2 separate regions of the Homo sapiens genome follow, and region 2 is linked to region 1. Evidence: chromatin contacts called from ENCODE Hi-C or POLR2A ChIA-PET data. All regions are on one chromosome and are shown on one strand. Each heading gives the region's core, a stretch centred on a gene start or an enhancer-like site at or near the end of the contact. The rest is flanking DNA. Distances are from core to core; before and after follow the strand shown.

Region 1 (6,479 bases), core at 2,019-4,518:
AAATTTGCTATAATACATCTATCATATCTGAGTTTACTCTGGTATGACTATAAGTGTCACTCCTGTTTCTCAAATGCTATAATGAAGTCTACTTAAGACCATGAGCCTGAATTCAACAGTGAAGACTGTTTCAAGCAAGCTGTCAGAAGATATACTCTTAATTTTTAGGAACTATTCTGAATACTTTTCTCAAGTAAATAATTTTGATTAGAGGTATTTTCAGACCTATTAGGAAAACTCTAGAACAGATAGACCCATTAAACCATCTGTCAGCATATGGGCACTAAATTCCAAAATCATGACATGACATACTTTGTTTCAAAAATCTCCCAAGTATACTTAGCAATATTACTTAGCAATATTACTCTTAAAAAAATCATGTGCTGACTCCATATTTAGATCTCACCAGGTCACACCAAATAGATCTCAGATTTGCTGCCAATCCACTTGAACTCTTCCAGTGAGAGCATGGAACTTACAGCTCCCCAAAATATCACAAGCAAATTTATAACATCATTATGGAATCACAAATTTACAAGTATTACTATGGAAACTATATATATAATTTTTTTTTCTTATTGCACTAAAGTGAAAGAGGAATTAAAATTAGGTTTTTATATTAATCATTGCAGTTGCTCATAAAAGTAAAATCTCTGGCATTTTAACTTATATATTAGCTATCTGTTGCTTAGCTGGCAATGATAAAAAAAAAACTATTATATGTACTAAATATATATGGAACAAAATTTTGTAAAAGAAATTTTAAAATTCTATATGGTTTTAAAAATCTGTATGTCCTGGCCGGCGAGGTGGCTCATGCCTGTAATCCCAGCACTTTGGGAGGCCGAGGCGGGCAGACCATGAGGTCAGGAGATCAAGACCATCCTGGCTAACACAGTGAAACCCCACCTCTACTAAAAATACAAAAAATTAGCCAGGCATGGTGGCACGCGCCTGTGGTCCCAGCTACTTGGGAGGCAGAGGCAAGAGAATCACTTGAACCGGGGAGGCAGAAGTTGCAGTGAGCTGAGATGGCGCCACTGCACTCCAGCCTGGGTGACAGAGCGAGACTCCTAATAAAAAAAAAAAATAATAAATAAATAAATAAATAAATCTGCATGTCCTATAACATGTAGTTATTCTTTTGCTTCTATTCTGACTTAATTTATTCCAAGTTAAGCAAACTAAGTGAATAAATGTGTTCTAAACTAAGAAAAATAAGTCAATGGAGTTCACTGCAAGGTCAAGAGTATAAATATATCCATTTGAACAGGCCATTCTTTACTGAAAGCACACAATGAAAGATAAGTTATTTTGGTAATCATTAAGATTTCTTTAAACTTTTCAGTGAAGATAGAGACATTTATAATCATCAATCTCATCACTGGGTTGGAGAATGCCAAATGATATACCTTCTGTGAGTCTGGCCTTTCCTCCTGTAGGCTGGCACAACACTGTTGAACAACCTACACAAAGAACCACTGTCTGAGCATGGCTGAAAACCGTGGTGATCTTGTAGCAACCTAAAAAAAAAAAAAGGCAATGTTAAAAATGAAAAGCAGAGGAAAACAGCACCTGTTCGACATTTCTGGTAATATGTAAAAAAATCAGTAACTTCAGTGCTATGAAACAGCAAGCCACATGTGTAACATAAACTTTTCTAGCAGCGACACAAAATTTTTTAAAAACAGGTAAAATCAATAATATATTTCATTAAACTTAATATTTCCAAAATATCATTTCAACATGTAATCAATGTATTTTTTTTCTGTGCTACATCGTCAAAATCCAGTGAGTATTTTACAATTAAAGAACATCTCTATTTTGAGTATCCACATTTTGATTATCCACAAGTGCTCAGTAGCCACATTCAGCTAATGGCCATTGTATTGGGCAGCACAGCTTTAGACTGAAGAATCAACAGACTTTTCTTTGTATCATGAAACAGAAAACTCATCGTCTGAAGAGCTTAAAGACTTGCTAAGTCAAATGGCATATCTCCTTTGAATGCCTGTTTTCACTTACCCCGAAATGTTTCTACAATGGTTTCAGTACATTTATTATGAAAATGTCCCTGACATTTCCAATTCTGTAATCCCACTTCTACTCAACAGAGGGTTCTAATGTATCTTAACTATACACACCACACTAGCAATCCCTACAGAAATTTTCTTTAGTAAAGGAATTAAGATTTCAAATTTTACCTGGACATTTTACATCCATAAAGTAAGAATTTGGACTTTGTACTAGGCGTTTCTTTTTATGTTTTTTCTTTTCCTCTTCCAAGGACGGATGTAGTAAATCTCTAGCCAACTGAACAAAGAAGCATATTATTACTATTAGTTTTAAACCACAACGCTGGCACATTTAACCATACGTGAAATATACATGCAAAAACAGGAATAACGGTCATCCTCGGCAGAAGCAACACGTCAGATAGTAAAGTTATTTTTCGAAACCTGTTAATAACTTTCATCAGTACTTTTCATAATACTTGTGTTCTCCAAGTCCCTAGAAAAGGGCTTTCGCACGATCAGGAAACATATGGTAAGGCAAACTTTGTCCTTCTTTACTCAACTGCGTAATGAACTGTCTTCGATGAAAACTGCGCGAAGTCGAGGTGCTAAGCAAAGAAAGTGACCCCGACTGTGGACTCGCTTAGAGTAGAAACTGCTGAAGTAGACCAGACAACGTCAGCGCCTGGGTGATTTTTGCTCCTGTGGCTCAACAGCTGATCTGACAGGAATTCTTGCTGAGCGACCGTCCTTGACGGAATTAATATATAAGGCAACAACGAGGACAGTTTTTAAAAAAGGAAAACAAGTAGGAAATCGCTTCCGAAAGAAGGCAGAGGGGGCGAGAAACACCAATCACTGGGAAAGCCAAAAGACCCAAAGATCACAACCTCAGGGGCATCCTCAAAGACCAAGACCGCTCATAAGCTACACAGAGAACTGTTCCCCTCCCAGCCACCGCCTCTGAATTGCAGCCCACGCCCCTGCAGGGCCAGCCGCGCCGCGGTGACCGGGCAAGTCACTACATGCCCGCCACGCGCGAAGACGCTGCGCAACCTGAGCCGCCTCGCCACTCTCGGACACTACAGGCCCGAGAGGCAGCCGGACTCATCCGTCCCATATGACTCTCGGTAAAGAAGCCCAAAACAAACCCGGAGCCCGATGTAAACAACTCACAGGCATGTTGATCCTCTTGCAAGCTCAGCCCTACCAGACCTCCCAGCCCACACAGCTAGCAAGCTGCAAGCGATCTGCGCTCGGCATCAACTTCCGGGATAGAAGCTGCTGGGAGGAGCGGCGGGGCGGGCTTGTCTGCTCTAGGCCCTCCTCTCGGTGGTAGGGGGACGCCGCAGCAGGGTACTCGGGTCCAGGGCGCAGGGAAGACCCGGGGATGGTGAGCGTTCCAGGGTGCCAAGTCCCGTGGGTCTAACGGGCTTGTTGGCGAGCGCCGCGGGCTCTGCAGTGCCTGAGGCCAGAATCTGGCTGGGGAGCGGCCTCGGGCTTAGGCCATGGCGAGGGAGCGCCCGCGGCCACCGGGGCCGGCGCCACCCCGGAACCCGGCGGGCCGCTCAGCCCCCGGCCCCCTGGCCCGGCCGCTCTCGGTTAGCTCTGGGGGTGGGCACACGGGGCAATGCCACTATTCTCTTCTTTTGTGTATTAAAAAATACAGTATTATTAACCATTAATACGTGCCAGAGAGATTATGAAAGAGGCTCGTATCCTTTTGGCTTCCCTTTTCAAGGCGCAGATTTCGAAGTTTTCTGCGGGGTATGGCTGTGCCTTAGGTTTGCTTTGTTCTGAAAAAAAGTTTTTAAAACAGCACGGATTCGCTGCTGTGCCTCATTCACTAAGAGGCCCCACCCCTTCCGAGGATTACTCGTCCTTTGCAGAGTGGACAACTAGGGGGCCTGAGAAAGGCGAATGTCACCGATGACCGAACATGAGTCTTTATCATTATTATTATTTGAGACAAGGTCTCGCTTTTTTGCCCAGGCTGGAATGCAATGGTGCCATCACAGCTCACTGCAGCCTCGACCTCCTGGGCTCAAGCGATTCTCCCGCCTCAGCCTCCCGAGTAGCTGGGACCACAGGAACACGCCATTATTCTTTTTTTTTTTTTTTTTTTCCTTGGAGACAGGGTCCTGCTATATTGCCCAGGCTTGTCTCCAATTCCTAGGCTCAAGAAGTCCTTCCACCTCAGCCTCCCAAGTAGTTGGGACTACCGGCGCGTGACAGCATGCTCTATTTTTGAGGAGGAAACTCTATGCTTGAAAAATGGGTGTCATGGGCGACCAAAAGGCAAGAAACCAGAAAGACACTTTACCAGAAAATTGGTCTAACTGGATTTTTTTTTTTTTTTTTTTTTTTTTTGGCAGAGTCTTGCTCTGTCACCCAGGCTGGAGTACAGTGGCGCGATCTTGGCTCACTGCAACCTCCGCCTCCTGGGTTCACGCGATTCTCCTGCCTCAATCCTCCCAAGTACCTGAGATTACAGGTGTCCATCACCATGTCCGGCTACTTTTTGTGTTTTTAGTAGAGACGGGGGATGGTGGGGGGGGGGTTCACTATGTTGGCCAAGCTGGTCTCGAACTCCTGACCTCAAGTGATCTGCCCGCCTTGGCCTCCCAAAGTGTTGGGATTACAGGCGTGAGCCACCGCGTCCCGCCCTGACTTGATGTTCTTAATCACCTTATTTGTCTTTGCAAAAAGGATACATGTATAATATACATTTTGGGAAATGCAGAAAAATAGAAGAAAATTTACCATCTGTAAATAAACATTTTTAACTTTTGACCTATATCCTTCCCAATATTTTTTACTCTCTTGGATATAGGTTTATTTTGGGTTTTGACTTAACCTAATTGGGATCATCTTGTGCATAATCTTTTGTAGACTTGAATTTTCCTCCCACTTACTATAAAATGAGCATCACTCCATGTCACTACATATTCTTTTTTTTTTTTAAATAAGGTCTCACTGTGTTGCCCAGGCTGGAGTGCAGTGGCACAATCTTGGCTCACTGCAGCCTCGACCTCCTGGGCTCAAGCAATTGTCCCCCCTCAGCCTCCTGAGTAGTTGGGACTGCAGGTACAAGCCACCACGCCTGGCTAATTTTTGTAATGTTTGTAGAGATGGGGTTTCGCCATGTTGCCCAGGCTGGAATATTCTACATTATGCTTCTTAATGGGCATATAGCATTTGTCCTGTGACTATATATATTTTCACTTCAGCCATACACTAAATTGGGCATTAGGTTTGGGTTTTTAAATATTTGATACTTAAAAATTAATAAAAATTGGTGAATATTAAATATTTAATGTATATAAGTATATAGAATAATACAATTGTATACACAGAATAGTGGCCCCCAAAGACATCAGTGGCCTAATCCTCAGAACCTTTAGTTACATGGCAAGTGGAATAAAGGTTGCTGATTAGCTGATTTAATCTAGAAGGAGTATCCTGGATTATCTGTGTAGGCCCAGTGGAATCACAAGGGTTCTTGAAAGTGGAAGAGGAAGACAGAAGAGCGAGAAGGAGATGTGGTAATGGAAGGTCTGAGAGGTGCTATGTTGATGGCTTGTAGATGGAAGAGGGCCATGAGCCAAGGAATGTGGGCAGCGTCTAGAAGCTGGAAAAGGCAAGGAAATGGACTCCCTCCTGGATCTCCCAAAGAGGGACACAGCCCTGCCAACATCTCAACTTTAGCCCAATAAGACCTGGCTCAGACTTCTGTCCAGAACTGTAAGATAATAAATTTGTCTTGTTGCCTGTAATTTCAGCACTTTGGGAGGCCAAGGTGGGCAGATCATCTGGGGTCAGGAGTTCGAGATCAGCCTGGCCAACATGGTGAAACTGCGTCTCTACTAAAAATACAAAAATTAGCCGGGCGTGGTGGCACACACCTGTAGACACCAGCTACTTGGGAGGCTGAGGCAGGGGAATTGCTTGAACCTGGGAGGCAGAGGTTGCAGTGAGCGGAGATGGCGCCAATGCACTCCAGCCTGGGCAACAGAGCGAGACTCTGTCTCAATAAATAAATAAATAAATAAATAAATAAATAAATAAATACATTTATGTTGTTTTAAGCCATTACATTTATGGTAATTGATTACAGCAACAATAGAAAATTAATGCAATAAATGAAGATCCATGTACCCACTACCTAGCTCTGTCAAAGCTTAACATTCAGTACTCCCTCCCAGCAACTTTTCATTATTAACGCTACAATAAACATTTTTATAGATACGTTTTTGTGTTTGTCCTCATTCCCTTAGGATAAATTCCTGGAGGAGGAATTGCTGAGTCAAAAGTTATGCACATTTTAAGGTTTGTAATATAAACTGCCAAATTACCCTCCAGAAAAGCGAAACCAATTTATTTTCCAGATATAAATGTATGTGAATGTCCCTTTCTTTGCACCCTTGATAATACTGGATATTTTGTTTTTCCCTATCTCAATCC
Region 2 (6,479 bases), core at 2,799-5,298, 64 kb before region 1:
CAGTGAAGGAGCTGGGCTTTGCGGTCAGTTTTGATACCAGTGGAAACTGAAACACAGGCAGATAGACACACAGGAACAGGGAGCAGGGGATCAGAAAGATGCTGGGAATGAGGTGAGGGGTGGGGCAAAATCTTGGGAAGGGCTCTCAGCAAACACCAGCAGAGCCATCTGGTCTGCAGGGCCCCGGGGACAGGGCCTCTGGCCAATGAGCTTTTTTCAAAGGCCTGTGAAAATACGTGACATGCCAAAAAAAAAAAATTATTGAATCTAAAATATAAAAGGAAAAGTATGAAATTGAAAGGAATACATTTTAATTAAATGTCTATAAAACAAACAACGTCAATTCATTCATGTTTAAATTTAGTGTTTCTGGATTCTCTGTTTGAAAATAACGCTAAGGTTTTATTTTCTCCCTCCATAAAATGTACTGTGCATGCACAATGCCAGCCTGGAGAACATAGCCAGACATGTAGTCAATGAGCAGCTATAATTTCAAAAGCAAGATTAATAAAGTCCTTTTGATCCTTTCTACAGCAAAAATGTGATACTCAATGTGAAATATGGGTATATTCTAATGTGTTTGATATTATGTGGAATGCGGACTCCATAATTAAAAGACCCTGGGGCCTGTAATGGTCTTAAACTGGCCCTGGAATTGGGGTCCAGGCTAAATTGAACCAAATCTCTGAGAGGTGAAATGAGAGCCCAGCTGAAGTCTGGGTAATAACAGGATTAGATGGAACCTCAGAACCTTCCAATTCAGAGTCCATCTGAGCACAGGTGCTTTTAACCCTGAAGGGCTGTTCAGACAGATGAGCTTTTAGAGGGTGGACGTGAAGTTCTCTGGGAGGAAGAAGCACCTTTCAAGCGTGATGAACTGTTATGGTAGGTCTCCACTAGAGCTAATATAACTCAGGAAACAGAAAGTGAGCCAGACCAAGTGGGTGGTAAATGACCGCTTGGCTGGGGGCTGGTGGCTGATGGCGGGTGGCTGGTGCAGCGTCACTCAGCAGCGGTAGGTCTCCTGACTGCAGCTGGGATGTGCTGTCACCCACTCCAGCACTAAAATTCAACACTGATTGCCAATTCGCCTTTGAAGGGCGCATTATTTTCTTTAATGATTTTACTCTTACACTTGAGAAAAGGGAGGAGGAAAAAATTGCGTTCTCCAGACACCTCTTGCCCCCTCGTTCTTTGTCTTTGATCCTGTTCCCAAGCTTACGCCATTACACGCCCTCCCTGTCATGCCCAGCTGTGTGCCCTCCCTGCCCGGCCCTCCCCAGCCAGGTTTCTTTGGCTGTGAGGCAGCAAAGGTGCCCAGCAGACACCCCTTCTGCCCTCTCTCAGGCTGCGTTCAGAGCTGGGAGCAGAGAGGCCAGACGGAGGAGGATGCCACCCAGCCTGGCCGCACAGGGCCCAAGGTGACTGGGAGGACCCCGGCTTCCCTCTCACCCCACCCCAGGGGCTCCGGGCAAATGACCTCAGCCTGAAGCAGCCAGTGAGGAGGCGTTTGTAGGGCCACTGGGGTTTGCCAGCTCCTCACTGGCAGATGACCTGGGGGAAGCAGTTTAATAGGTGTGTGTGCCCTTCTATCATGCGTGTCAGTGACCAGAAAGGCAGAGACCAAAGAGCAAAGGTGAGTAGTGACCCTCTACCAGCGAGCAGGCATGGCCCTCCTTCCCTGAGACCCGTCCCCAGCCTTCCTACTCCCTCCATGACAGAGCACACACATGGCCACTGTGGTTTTCATAATAATGAACTCATAAAGAACTAAAATTCACCTAGCACTTTCCGGCTCCCAGAGAGCATTTCCATTTTATTTGATAGTGACAGTGATGCTGGGAACAAAGCAGGACAGACATCAGCACTGTCCCCATGTAATCAGTGACAACACGGTTCCAGGGTGCACTGGCTTGGCCAGTGTTCCGTGGCTAAGATGTGGACAAGCCCAGTGACATTCAAACCTGGGTCTTCTGACTCCAAGACCCATAGTGAGCGGGCTTCAACCCTAAGAACCAACAGGGAAGCACCAGCTCTCACTGAGGAGCCAACCAGGCAATGAGTGTGGATTTGGAGTTGGGATGCACACATGGTGAGTAGCCGTGACCCTAGAATCAGAATATCTGTCTCAAGAAGCTTTTGGGGCTCTTAAAATGCTGACATCATGTAAAGTCATTGACCTTCGGGGGGAAAGATCATTTTATTTATGGCAAGATTCAATGCACTCATTCATTCATGTGTTAATTAATTCAACAAGCACATACATTGAGCACTACTCCATGTTAATAGATGCGAGCCAATTTGCCAAAAAATCAGTGCACCCAAAGACCCAATCTGCTGAATCATTAATTCACTCAATTTAATCCATTTGTCAAATGATTAGTTCACTGATTTTTCCAAATTTACTTGTTGTAGTTGTAACAGCTTGAACAGTAATGTTTTAACAGTGAAAATGTTGGCCAAACAAAAATCTGTAGAAATTCATGTTTTGCAAGTGAAACCCTACCTTCTGGGCAGAATTCCAGCCTTGAACTATATGATAAGATTGTCTTAGGTACCTCTGGTTTCTTTACATGCTTTTGAATGTAAGTGTATATTTTCAAACTTGAAACACTTGAAATATTTTTTCATCAGTTTCTCAAAAGACATTTAATCCTTAACTTGATTGAGGAAGTGTGGAGAAGTAGCTACACAGAAGAACCTGGCCCTGGAGGCAGCCCTGCCTGGTGTGTGAGCCCAGCTCTGCCCCTGTCTTAGCTTTGGCACCTTGGTCGAGTGACTTACACATATGTGATGGGAGCTCGGCCATATCACTTACAAATACTAGGGGAAAAAAACACATCATAGTAATAACAAGGTTATTTCTAGGTGGTGGATTGTAAGTAAATTTACTTGCCTTTTTAAATACTTTGTATTTATTTATTTATTTTGAGATGGAGTCTCGCTTTGTCGCCAGGCTGGAGTGCAGTGGCGCGATCTCAGCTCGCTGCAACCTCCACCTCGCGGGTTCAAGCGATTTTCCTGCCTCAGCCTCCCGAGTAGCTGGGATTACAGGCATGCGCCACCACACCTGGCTAATTTTTGTATTTTTAGTAGAGATGGGGTTTCACCATGTTGGCCAGGCTGGTCTCGAACTCCTGACCTCAGGCGATCCGCCTGCCTCGGCCTCCCAAAGTGCTGGGATTACCGGCATGAGCCACCGTGCCTGTCTAAATACTTTTTGATGTTTTAAAACATCCCTTGAATAATTTTAAGTGTTCACTATGGAAGAGGAACCACACCAGATGGCTTCATATATATTGTTTTAAACCATGTATGTTGTTTTAAACTTCATGTATGTTGTCATAAACCCACAAGATAGGTAATATTATCACTCATTTAGAAAGAAACTGAGGCTCCAAAGCATTAAGTAACTTGCACAAATCCCACAACTCTAATGAGCCTGACTTCCAATCTGTCTGACTTCAAAGCTCGTGCTAATTTGTACTTTCTCTGGCTCAACCGGTGTCCGCCTCTATTATATTAAATGGGTGTAATATTTGCATCTTAAAATATGGTGGGAGGATGGAATGAAATGATAGGTATGAAAGTCCACTGCAAACGATAAAGCCTTCAACAAAGAATATTAATAATAGGTAACGTACACATAGTGTGCGCCCAGTACTGGGCTGTTCCAAGGGCTTTGTAGATATCACATTCCCTTAATCATCTCAGTGATCCTGAGAGGCAGATGGCCATTATCCCCATTTTACAGAAAGGATATTGAAGAACAGAGAAGCTAAGTAACACGCCAGAGTCACACCACCACACATTATACCAGTTACCCAGATGGGAGCCTTTCAATTATAAATGACTCCCAAGTCACCTGTTTCCCAATATTCTCCCCAATTCCTTCCCCAGGGATACACTGTACCTTACTAGGTGGCAGGTAGTACACCTGGCTCAGCAGGAGGTCAGAGATGAAAGGTCAGGCATTAGGTTCAGGGCTCCATGGTATTGCATGGACCTTGCTTTCCGGGGACTGCCTGGGACAACCACGCACTCCAAAGACACTGCTGCCACCTGCTGTTCACATATTCTCCACCCAATGGCTTCTCCCCAGCACCTGCATGCGTGAGCCTCTCAACAGCATTACCGTCTTTCCCAGACCCATTCTGCAGCCTGGGTAAAAGAATTTAAACTTTTGCTCAATTTCAAATGCAAGAAGAGTAAACCCTTAGAAACAGAAGAGTTTGAATAAGGGAGCTGAGACACACTCCTGAGCAGTGTGACCTCGGGGCCCTCAGCCTCTTTAAGTCTGTTTCCTCATTTGTAAAATGAAGACACCATAATAATATGTGCTTCATGCAATTGTTTTTAAAATAAGATTTTTTTCCAATCTACAATTTACTTTCCTATCAGAAAAAAATGCTAAATATGTAAAGGGCAAGGCAGGATGGGACACAATTAAACATCCTAAATACCTACAATCATCTCTGTTTACATTATTGTTTTTAACAAATCTTTAACTTTTTTATTAATAAGGCATCTTGATTTATATTTTGCTACTGATTTTGAGCTCATCAAAGTAAATTCTGTCATTCTATTTGCATTTTATTGAGTACCTGAACCAGAAATGTGAAATGGGGAAAGGGTTACCTGATTTTTTTTTTTAATGAAAAAAGATTTCATAATTAAAATGGTCCCTTCCATCTGAGATTCTCAGAATATTCCCAAGATTCTGGTTCACAAGTTTCACATCACTTCTTTCAGGCAAATGGGCAACCTAAAACTGAGAAAATTGAAGTGGGCTTTTGCCACTTAAGTTCCCTTGGGAACTGACACAAATAGCAAAGCTAAGAGGCCTGGCTCCCGCTACACAGCTATAAACATCACACCAGATTCTGTTTGCCTGAAAACTCCTTCTGACTGAGTCTAGATGCCAGTTGTTAGATGATAGTCAATTTGCATGTTGCCAATCTAATATTCCTGGATCCTTAACTTATGTTGCTGGTTTAGAAGTTCAGTAAAACTGAAACTGTATTAGTAAGTTCCAGCAAGAATGTGTAAACTATTTCAGTAGTATCCACTCTGCTGCATACCATAGACCTGGATGTCATGGTTTAAAGGGGCAGATCTAGCTGCTCTCAACCTCTAAAGGGGAGGCTGAGTGCCAAATCACTCTCCTACGTCCTTGGTATGGACAAAAGAGTAAATGAAGATACTATCAGCTACCTGGATTTATCTTTCTGGTGACAAAACTTTTCCCTCTAAAAAAGTAGCCCTTGAAAACTGTCTTTCCTTTGTGGAAATAAAAATAGCATTTTAAAAGAGACAGCATTTGATACCTATTAAATTGGTAAAATTTTATAATAAATTGCTCAATGCTGGAATGTTAGCAATGAGATCAAATATGTTAATGGCATTAAAATTTGTGGGATCCTTTTGGAAAGCAATAGAAATATATTTGCAAGAACTCTAAAGAGTTTTTAAGCTTTGAGCTAATAATTCTATCCTGGAGACTTTGGTTTTCAACAAAGGCAAAAAGCTATATTTAAGAAGCCACTTGTCGTAGCATTATTTTTATTTTTTGAAACAGCGTTTTGCTCGTTGCCCAGGCTGGAGTGCAATGGTGCAATCTCGGCATACTGCAACCTCCACCTCCCAGGTTCAAACAATTCTCCTGCCTCAGCCTCCCAAGTAGCTGGGATTACAGGTGTGTGACACCAGGCCCGGCTAATTTTGTATTTTTAGTAGAGATGGGGTTTCACTATATTGGTCAGGCTGGTCTCCAACTCCTGATCTCAGGTGTTCCGCCCACCTCGGCCTCCCAAAGTGCCGGGATTACAGGTGTGAGCCACCGTGCCTGGCCCGTTTGTTGTAGCATTATTAATAGTAGAAAAAGAAAAACCTGGCGACAACCTATATCTTCACCCAAAAGGAATCATGATTAATTCAGTTGATGGAATATTATTTCACCATTAAAATGATAAACACGGAGGCTAGGTAGAAATGTAGATGCCTATCAAAGTATAATCACAAAAAGAAGAAAAAGGAAATGTGGAGAAATGCATAAGTGAAAAAGGGGCAGAAAACCAAAATGATATGTACATTGTAACTACAGCCCTCTTAAGTGCTTATGGATGCCAACTAGGCTGTAATGGGCAAAAACACAGAGCTGTGTTAAGATGGTAGAATTCTGGATGATTTCTCTTTATTTCCAAATTCCCTTAATGTGTTTACATTATAAAAAGAAAACTGGCCTTTCAGGGTGTAGATATTCTGAGTTAACCTAGTTACTCTACAGAGTACCTCTTTCTCCAATGGGGAGACAGCCATGATCTATTTGGAAAAGCCAGTGATTTCTCATTCTATCGTAGTAAGTTGCAAAATAAATTCATCAAGCACTACAATGATCAAATATGATATACTGCAATTGGAAGAAGCAGGGCAGAAAAATATCCTCTATTAAAGAATCTTGTGCTCCTAAATCTTCAGTA

The links. A loop is a pair of places that touch in the nucleus more often than their neighbours do. ChIA-PET counts read pairs that join two places held with the same protein, here RNA polymerase II (POLR2A). Pooled maps may share reads with other maps.
Region 2: a loop to region 1 is called in a map of IMR-90, with 5 times the contacts of the local background. The contact joins the enhancer-like site here to the promoter of RPS27L in region 1. A Hi-C loop is called at or near these places in 5 of 168 maps with a recorded cell type or tissue (HepG2, IMR-90, PC-9 and 2 more), 1 of 37 single-sample maps with no recorded cell type and 6 of 50 pooled maps. POLR2A ChIA-PET finds 5 or more read pairs at or near these places in 11 of 52 experiments (A549, AG04449, AG04450 and 8 more).

What each region holds. Positions count from the first base shown.
Region 1 is chr15:63,154,209-63,160,687 of GRCh38, forward strand. It overlaps RPS27L (ribosomal protein S27 like), which reads right to left and starts at 3,269. Exons shown (of 4, transcript NM_015920.4): 1 at 3,192-3,269; 2 at 2,205-2,313; 3 at 1,413-1,523. The coding sequence starts at 3,197. RefSeq lists enhancers at 2,009-3,208, 2,493-2,582, 2,733-3,392, 2,788-3,361 and a silencer at 3,543-3,642.
Region 2 is chr15:63,089,708-63,096,186 of GRCh38, forward strand. No RefSeq gene overlaps it. Among named protein-coding and RNA genes, the nearest start is that of LACTB, 29 kb to the right of the region's middle. RefSeq lists an enhancer at 639-4,435. Within about 2 kb of position 4,049, at least 5 of the 41 ENCODE cell types and tissues checked have a DNase peak (open chromatin) inside an H3K27ac peak, as active enhancers do; they include IMR-90, where a contact is called at or near this core.